Linked DNA regions of Homo sapiens: region 1 is linked to region 2. Evidence: chromatin contacts called from ENCODE Hi-C or POLR2A ChIA-PET data. All regions are on one chromosome and are shown on one strand. Each heading gives the region's core, a stretch centred on a gene start or an enhancer-like site at or near the end of the contact. The rest is flanking DNA. Distances are from core to core; before and after follow the strand shown. Region 1 overlaps UVRAG (UV radiation resistance associated). Region 2 overlaps ARRB1 (arrestin beta 1).

Region 1 (4,610 bases), core at 1,110-3,609, 530 kb before region 2:
GCCAGTTTTGGCATTCTTAAAGGAAGCAAGGACATAATTCAAGAGCCAGGCCCAGGTCCCATCCATGACTAAAAAATGTCCCTCTCCACACTGAGGACCACAAAAGGGCTATACCCCTAAACAGCATAAGTGAAACTAAACTAAATCCACCAAATCCCTACACACAGATGTCTGTAGGGAAAGTTGCCATGACAGATGAGAGGAGAACCTTCCTTGGAAGAAGAAATTACACAGAATGCAGCAGAGATAAAAAGACCAATATGAAAAAAAAAAAAAAGGTTTAAAAACATGGATGACAGAGTAAAAAGATCTGATACGCATTTAGCAAGCAGTCCAGAGAGAGAAAATGGATTAAGGAAGGAGGCAAGGAATTATTTAAAGAGATAAGTAGCAATTTCCTAGACTGATTAAAAAAAAAAAAAAACTAATTCACAGGTTTAAATACGTAACAGGTCCTAAGCAAGATAAATAAAACCATATCAGAACACATAAAACCAAGTAACTGACAACCAAGAAATCCACCCAATGAAAATACTCTTCACAAATCAGAGTAAAATGAATACATTTTCAGACAAAAAAACTTGGGAGTGTGACACTAACATATGCTCACTAAAGAAAATCCTAAAGGATGCACTTTAGGCAAAGTGAACTCAGAACATTTTTGCTGCAAGAATGAATGAATAGCAAATAAATGGTACCTATAAGAGTAAATCTAAAGAAGGGGTATGATGTCTGACATGATAAAATGAGTAGCTCAGCAAATTTTTCCCCCAAAAAGCAACAGTAAAACTGGACAAAATTCACAATCCACTGGCAGAAGTTACTGGCTTGAGGTATCTAAGCATAAAGTCACGAATCACTGGGTGACCACTAAGCTATGCAGACATAGGAGTAATCACTAGAAACGTGGATGGGCTTGGGAACAGCAGCAGACCGTCACCCAAACAGAACCACTGGCTTGTGGAATGGCTTTAAAGAATCACGTAGCTTCAGCCTTTCCTCTGAAAAATGAAGAGAGCTGACAGGCAGAGTGGTAGAGAGGAAAGTGCTATAATGAAGCCACGTTGTTGAACTGCATAATTCCCTGTGTCTCAGAATCTTCAGTTATAAAACTATCACCTCACAGGGTTTTTATGAAGCTTGAACAGAATAGTAATAAAAAACTAATTACAGCAATAGCTACTATTTTAATACTTACTAGTGACAGTCACTATATAAAGTATTAATAATAGATAAAAAGGGCATAGAGAATGCTTATTCTAGCACATACAAATATTTAATCTGCTGAATAAGCCTTGTTAATCCTAACAATAAATCCACATGAAGTAAATAAGACAATTTGTTAATTCTAATAGTTAAGACGAAATACCATATTTCATCAAATCCAAGACATCACCAATCATAAAATGCATCATAATTGTATATACAACCAAAAAGAACTGGTTTTAAGATGCATCTAGATTGTGCAGGAATGTTAAATTGTGAAAAATTAAAAATCAATAAAACACAGAAACTGAGTCTTCTTGCCTAAGGTCACTTAGTAAAAACAGTATCAGAATTTGAATCTAGTTCTCTAGAATTTGTCTCATGTTCATTTTGTGTGTGTGTGTTGTTGTTTTTTTTTTCTCTTTCTACCAAATTACAAAAGACAGAATTTAGAACAAAGGCGGGCTAAAGAGAATGTCAACAATTTCCTTATTTTATATCTCACAGCCAGAGGCAGAAAAGGAAGAAAGAACTCTGCCCTCTGCCTATGCCCTATTCTCTGAGAGAAAGAACTGGGGAGACTCCACAGGTCTCACACTTGCTCTTGCTGCTCCATCACCAGACTCTACAGCTGACTAGAGCTGAGACAAAACAAACGACTAAACATAATAGCAAAGCCTAGACCACTACTACAAGAATGAAGCATTCATTACAGATTAGCTAAGAAGGAACTGGCCCTTCACTGGTTCACCCAACTGTCCACCGAGGACGCTGAGAAAACTGTAGCTAGGAATGCTGGGGAAAAGCCTTCTAGCCTGCAGCCTGAGGATGTGCCTGCTCCCCTGGAACTGAGTACCCTTCACCAACTCTACCTTACATGAGTAATGGCAATCATTTGTGAGCCATTTACTACATGCTGAGCACTATACCGGATTTAATTTAACATGAACTACAGGACAAACAAGCAAGCTGCGTACAACATAGAAAGAGACAAAATGAGGGCTTCCTCTAGCTTACATATGCTAGGAATGAAAGCAATAAAAGGGACCTTTGAATTTGCCTAGTCCACCTCAAGTTCTGAAATGAGGAAGCTGAGAGCCTCTGGTGGGACCCCCTCCCTGCCTCTACCCCCACCCATTCTTTTCCTGGTTAACGTTTCTCTGACCACTAGGTTTCAGTTCAAACATCTCTTCCTCAGAAGCCTTCCCAATTCTCTTTAACTGTCAGCCTTCTCTGCCTGCCACCGACTGCGAGGATGGGGCTTTTTTTGCTATTGTTTTCCCAAGTAGATAATACAGTAACCTGGAGACAAAGTAAGTATTCAAATATTTGCAGAATTAAAAAAAAAAAACTATTCCTGGCACTTTGCTGCAACAAGACCTAATCACTTTGGGGTCAAAAATATTAAATTTAAGGCCAAGACCAGAAAGCATAGCTTAAGATTCATTTGGAAAAAGTGATTCGCTTTCTCACCTAATATGAATCATGCTTTATAAATAGAGAATAAAAACCATTTTACTCATTTTTACTACTGGTATAATTATTACAAGAAAGGGGGAACAATGAAAGCTGTGTGTTCACTGATGTCCATGGGGCTGGCTGCCGCTCCTCTATGCTCCCATAGGAACCTGTGAGTGGTTAACTTTCTTACGGCACCTGGCATGACACATCACCATCACTGATTTTTTTGCCTGTCTTCCCCTCCAGAACGTGAGCTCCTCAAAGGCAGGGATTTCTACTAGCGTATTTATCCTCTACAATATCCAGCACCATTACCAAAGGTTCAGTGTGCCAGGTACTATACTACTAATTTGACTATATATTCTTACTTAATCTTCATGAAACTCAAGAGTCCTGTGAAACAGACAGCACTATCCCAATTTTTCAGGAGAAGCTGATGCTAAGAATTATTAAGTCACTTGTCTAACGTCATATGGTTGGTTATATCTGGAACAGGAAGACAAAGTCAATATCTGACACTGACTCTAAAATCATGCCAGCAGGCCGGGAGTGGTGGCTCACACCTGTAATCCCAGCACTTTGGGAGGCTGAGGCAGGCAGATCACAAGGTCAGGAGATTGAGACCAGCCTGGCCAATATGGTGAAACCCCACCTCTACTAAAAAATACAAAAATTAGCCGGGCGTGGTGGGGCGCGCCTGTATCTCAGCTACTCAGGAGGCTGAGGCAGGAGAATCGCTTGAACCTGGGAGGCAGAGGTTGCAGGGAGCCGAGATCGCACTACTGCACTCTAGCCTGGGCGACAGAGTGAGCCTCCGTCTAAAAAAAAAAAAAAAAGGCAGCATTAGATCACTTTTGTATACGAGGAAGGCCATGTTGTGGGGACTGTCTAAAGTAAGAATAATGGAGCCTTATGTCCCAGGCAGCCCCTGAAGTTCGAATATAATATAATCATTAATGTTCCTCATGATAACCTTGACTTGTTGAGAAAAGGTTGAATAATCTTCCCCTATTTAAGAAAGGGGAGAGGAAGGAAATCCATTAAAAGGTAATATGGATATGAAAAACTCAAATGGTAATATTTTACTAAACTGGAATTCAACAGACCACCAACTCCACTTATCCTTGAACAGTCAAAAAGAAGATGAAAAAGAGCTTGTTAACTATCAAGTTAGATCAAATATATCCCATCAATTTTTTTAAAAAGACTCCAATACTTGTTCGGGATTTGTTTATTCCTAATTGGCATTAACTGGTATGATTTTCCAGAACAAGTGCTCCACAACATAAATATCATAATACCATATTAAACTAAACTAAAACCACAACATAATACCATAATCCCACCAGAATGGCTAAAACTTGAAAGATAGATAATACCAAGTTTGGGCAAGGATAGAGCAACTAAAAATCTCACACTGCTGGTAAGATGTAACTGGTACAAATGCTTGGGAAAATTATTTGGCAATATCTACTAAAGCTGAACATAACCTACAACCCAGCACTTAATTCCACTTCTAAGTACCTACCTCAGAGAAAGGCACACATATGTTCAGCAAAGGATATGTTCATTAGAATTAGTGAACTACTATATACAACATGAACGAATCTCACAAATATTATGCTGAGCAAAAGAGCAGATGCAGTCCGGGCGCGGTGGCTCGTGCCTGTAATCCGAGCACTTTGGGAGGCCAAGGTGGGCGGATCACTTGAGATCAGGAGTTCGAGACCAATCTGGCCAACATGGTGAAACCCTGTCTCTACTAAAAATACAAAAAAAAATTAGCCTGGTATGGTGGTGCACACTTCACCTACTTGGGAGGCTGAGGTGGGATAATCACTTGAACCTGGGAGGCAGAGGTTGCAGTGAGCCAAGATCCCACCATTGCACTCCAGCCTGGGCAACAAGAGCGAGACTCTGCCTCAAAAAAAAAAAAAAAAAAA
Region 2 (4,925 bases), core at 1,845-4,344:
CACTCCAGCCTGGGCGACAGAGGGACAGAGCAAGACTCTGTCTTAAAAAAAAAAAAATACTCAGGTCAGGAACACTTCCTCCAGGAAGCCTTCTCTGCTGCTCTGGGGCCTCCTCTGGGCACCTGCAGGCCCTTCGGTGATCTGATTAGCATGGATTATTAGCAGATTAGCATAGCGGTTAGGCTCTTGGAAGAACCAGATTTCCTGGTTTCCAGTCCCAGCTCTGACACTTACCAGCTGGGTGGCTTCCCTGATTACTTAACCCTTTCTCTGCTGTGGCTCCCTTATCTGTAAAATAGGGTAGTAGGTTGTCATGAGGACTGAGTTAAAATTAAGTAAGATAAAGCAAAGAAAGTCCCTGTGCAAGGTCAGTTTTATGCGGTTCTTATCGCTTATATGACGTCTCACCGGCCCTGCCTCCCTAACCCAGCTGTGAGCTCCCCCAGGGAAGGACCCTGTTTGATTCATTTTTTTGAGCCTCCCAAGGCCTCATTACAAGCCTGTATTATTGCTGGCTTTCAGTACCTGATTGCTGACTTGACCACATACAACAGCTGTCCCATCCTTCAAGGCCTGGATCACATACACCTCTTCCTCTGGGAAGCCCTCACTGGATTCCCAGCGCTTTGTGACCTTCTTGTAATCTCTCTCTCTCAGCACTCATCCCTCCCTCCCTGCATAGGTCCTGGTTATTTGCACACTCGTGATGATGTCATCTTGTGAGGTCAAGAACTTTTCAAGAGCACCCTGGATCTGCTTGTCCCCAGCACCTGCGCAGACCTGGCATGCCGCTGAGCTCCATAAATATTTGTTCAGCCAAGGCATTTCGCTGGGAGGAGATACTCTAGGGGGTGGGCAGTGTGGTTGGTGAGGACCATAGGACATCATTGCTGATTTCAAAATATCTCAAAGTAGCCCAGAGCCATAGGAATTAGATTATTCTTTGTGACCTAAAGGGCAGAGGTCACTGGATGTTCAGCTTTACCTTGCTTGAAGACTGTATTTTCTGACAACCAGAGCTCTCTGGGAAGGGGATTGGCGGCTCATTCCCGCCTCAGGGCCTTTGTTCCTGCTGCGCCTCTCTGTCTACTTGGTCCAATCCTACTTCCTAAATAGGTGCCCCGGCCACGGAGCCATTCTCTCCCGGCCTCTGGAGGGCGCGCTCCATTCTTCATCCTCATCCTCAGTCATGTACTGAGCCTTTCCCGGGTGTGGGCAGTGGCATGGGAGAGTAGGGAGTCCCTCCTTAGGATGGACATCTGGGTCTGGCTGCAGTCCCTCCAGTGTGGTTTGACCCGGCCTGAGGAGGGGACCATGGTTTCCGATGACCCACCGGTGATCAAGGAGCTCTTTATTCAGCTGGACAGCCTCCCTTGGCTGGCAGAGCACAGAGCTCCCCATCGGCTCCCCACTGGGCAAGTACTCAGAACCCACCTAATTACTGGGGACAGAATTCTGGGCACTGCATCCAGCAGGCTGCGGTCATAATCAGCTAATTAAACCACCCAAGCATTGCTCCTTGGCCCAGAGCAGAGGGAAGGGGGGTGAGGTGGTGAGGCTGGGAGGAGATGTAACAGGGGAGGCTCAGAAATGGGTCTGCAGAGCAGGGCTCGGAGAGGGAAGCAGGAAGTGCAGAGGGAAGGTGAGAAAGAGGGAGAGAAGTGGGCAGATGCCCAAAGGTGCCATCTGAGGAGAGCACCCAAGTGGGGTGAATGGAGGGAAGGGGCTCTGGCCTGGGAGACAGGGATCTCACTTCTTCACTGTCCCTGTGCTGCCATAGGCAAGCTGCTTTTCCTCATTGGGCCTCAGTTTCTCTATGTGTCAAGCAGGAAGTAGGAGAGGCTTTGGCCTAGAGGCTCCTCCCTAGGACCCTTTCCTTCTCTCGTTAGGAGGGGAGAGGGCGTGAGCAGCAGTGTGATTCTGGCGGGACAGCTTGGCCTCTGGCAGCCCTGCCTTCTGGAAGTGGCAGACAGTGTAGGAGTCTGAGCCAGCCTAGACTGGGTGGGAAGGGAAGACAGTTGGGAGCAGCAGTCTGCCCACCTGGCTCCCCAAGCATGTCCTGCCCTTGAGCCTTGGTCCTGTCTTTGGGACTGTCCTGTGGTTCCCAAACTAGTCCTCAGCGAGGGACTCTTTAAGGCCGAGGGCTCCCTCCCCAGGGCTGGGCAGTGTCATTTCCATCTGTGTAGGAATTGCCCAAGTAGCACCCTCAGAGAGTGTGGAGGAGGGGCTCCCAGAGCTAGAGGCAGGAGGTTTGGAGTTTGGAATTCAGAGTTAGGCAGACTCTGCTCTACTGCTCACTTGCTAGCTCCATGACCTTCAGCTTGGGTCTTAAACTCTCCGGCCTCAGTTTTCTCCTTTGGGAAATAGGTATAATAATATTAATGGGGTTTCTGTGGGCAGAGAGGGTAAGGGCTTCATAAAAAGCCATTGTCGGCCAGGCATGGTGGCTGACGCCTGTAATCCCAGCCTCTTGGGAGGCTGAGGTGGGCAGATGACCTGAGGTCACGAGTTCGAAACCAGCCTGGCCAACATGGTGAAACCTCGTCTCTACTAAAAATACAAAAATTAGCCAGGTGTGGTGGCACACACCTGTAATCCCAGCTACCAGGGAGGCTGAGGTGGGAGGATTGCTTGGACCCGGGAGGTGAAGGTTGCAGTGAGCTGAGATCTTACTATTGTACTCCAGCCTGAGTGACAGAGTGAGACTCTGTCTCAACAACAACAACAAAAAAGCCATCATCATTCAAGACTGAGGGTGGATCTCAGCTCCTTCCCTCTCCCATGTCCCCTTCCTCCTCTTTCATCCCTCTTTTCCATGGTCCAGGGTAGTGTACACAGCTGAGTGCGCGGGGGTGGGGGCACAGGGAGTGGGGGCTGTGCCGGCCAGCGGAGAAGCTCCAAGGAAGGCAGGAAGGGAAGTGAGATTGCCCAGGGCCAGCAGCAGCAGTGTGGTGCTGGGGCTGCTGGCGCCACTCCCCTCTGGCCCCTCACCCACGGCAGATTCTCTAGGAGGAAGTGGGGAGAGATTGGGGAGCAGGAAGCTGGGGGCGGTTGTGGAGGGAAGTCCCTTGGCATCCTGGCCCCAGGCTCCTCTTTCTTAACCCTCACCCCTGTGCAGAGCCCCGAGCCTGGCTTTCTGCCAAGGGAGCCAGCAGGCCACTGTTTCACACACTCAGAAAACAACAGCTTTCCTGGTTCCCAACCCCAAGTAGGAGGTGCCTGCTTGGAGCTCAGGCACTTGGAAAGCAGCGCCTGCTACAGGGTCTGCCAGGTCTGGAGGAGGCAGCAAAAGAGAAGAAAGACCCCCAGCCCCCACAGCCTCTCCTCGTAGTGCTGGGCTGAGATATGCCAGGGACTCTGACTCCAAGGCAGCTGGTTACATAACTGAGCATGCCTCCCTGCTCCTTTCCTCCCTGTTTCCCCAGAGGGGCCTTGGAGGAGGTGCTGCATTGCTCAGAATTCCTGCACCCAGAAGGTCGTGGGGAGCATCCCCCTGCCTTGGATAGTGGTAGTGCCGCCCACACTGTGTAGAATGGTGAGCCATGTATGCTTCCTCAGTGCAGGCCTCTGGGGTTGGCTCTGAGCATTGTCCCCTCCAACTCTCTTGGGAGCAGAGCTGCAAAGCGGGGAAGCCTCATTAGAGGAAACAGGCCTCGTCCTGAGATAATTTGCCTGCAAACTGCCCCCAGAGGGCAACTGGCCTCTGCAGCCAGAGGAACAAATAGCTAGCATTTTACAGTTTGTTCCATTCAATTCCACAAACATTTCTCCCTCCACTCAAGGCATGTCCCGAAGTGGCCGGGCCTGTCCCAGTGGTGTGTCTCTCTCCGAGTGGGAAGGGGATTTATGGAGCAGCTCTGCTCTGCCTCCCGCCTGAGGCTGCCCTTTCTCCGAAGTTGAGGGCCTGGCCTTCCCAGGTTCTGGGTGGCAAGAAACCTCATGACATGGAACACTATCTCCCCGGGCCTCGGGCTAGGAGTTTTCAGGGTTAGCTTATATCGTTTCTGTTAGGCCATCGCTGCCCTCCTGAGGAGGTTCCAAGGAACAAAGCTTTCTCTCTGTGCCACACCCCGGGCCCTGTGCTGGGCACCTGAAATATGAAGAGGACCCAGACAAGTCTCTGCCCTCATGCTGCTCAGATGTATTGGGAGAGAGGAAATAGATGATCTCAACAGCTGCCAGAAGAGGGGTAGTGGGCATCTGTTTATAGCAGGGACAAAACAGGGCCAGAGGTTAAGGATCAGAGGCAGCTCCCCAGAAGTAGGGACTCACGACCTGGTTGGAAAGTGCGTTTGTGTGAGCCAGAGGTAGTACTCTTCCTGGCAGTATCTCTGTGACATGTGTTTTCATCCAGGACTGACTTCCTTCAGCAGACTTGAGAAACCTACTATGTGCCGGCATAGTGTCAGGCACTGGTTTCATCTGCTGTCAGTAAGGAGTGTCTTGGGAATGCAGACTGCTTGAGGACAAAAAAACTAGGGTGAAAAGTGAAAGTTCTGCCACAGGGCATCACAGTAAGTGTTTCTGCCTGGAGAAAGAAAATGGGGTGGGTATATCAGGAGACACTGGGCTCAGCAAACCTGCCATTGGAAACCAGGGTCTACTGTCCTGAGGGTATGGAGAGGAAAGCTTCCCTCTAGCCCAGGAGACACTGCAGAGATCTGATGGCTCTTCCCAGAGGAGCCCATGGGCATGAGACAGTTGAGAAACTATGTCTTAGGAGAAACAGCTCCAGGCTTTGGGGCTGGCAGCCAGGGGCCATGTGCGCTGGTCTCTACAGATTGGAGGGCTATCTTTGGGCACACTGAGGCCACGTGGAGTGGTGGAGAGGAGGCAGCAGGCTGGGGTTCTCCCCTCCCCTTTACCAGTAATTGCATGTCTGTAGGCAAGTTTTCCAGCCTCTGGAGATAATGTGTTCATCCTTT

Evidence for each region. A loop is a pair of places that touch in the nucleus more often than their neighbours do. ChIA-PET counts read pairs that join two places held with the same protein, here RNA polymerase II (POLR2A). Pooled maps may share reads with other maps.
Region 1: a loop to region 2 is called in a map with no recorded cell type, with 8 times the contacts of the local background. The contact joins two enhancer-like sites. A Hi-C loop is called at or near these places in 1 of 37 single-sample maps with no recorded cell type and 1 of 50 pooled maps. POLR2A ChIA-PET finds 5 or more read pairs at or near these places in 2 of 52 experiments (AG04449 and activated T-cell).

What each region holds. Positions count from the first base shown.
Region 1 is chr11:75,871,285-75,875,894 of GRCh38, reverse strand. The region is part of intron 3 of UVRAG (UV radiation resistance associated); the gene reads right to left. Among named protein-coding and RNA genes, the nearest start is that of UVRAG, 58 kb to the right of the region's middle. RefSeq lists an enhancer at 1,819-2,320. Within about 2 kb of position 2,359, at least 4 of the 41 ENCODE cell types and tissues checked have a DNase peak (open chromatin) inside an H3K27ac peak, as active enhancers do.
Region 2 is chr11:75,338,945-75,343,869 of GRCh38, reverse strand. All of the region lies in intron 1 of ARRB1 (arrestin beta 1), which reads left to right. Among named protein-coding and RNA genes, the nearest start is that of MIR326, 6.2 kb to the right of the region's middle. RefSeq lists enhancers at 1,622-2,485, 2,933-3,122, 2,486-3,349. Within about 2 kb of position 3,094, at least 34 of the 41 ENCODE cell types and tissues checked have a DNase peak (open chromatin) inside an H3K27ac peak, as active enhancers do.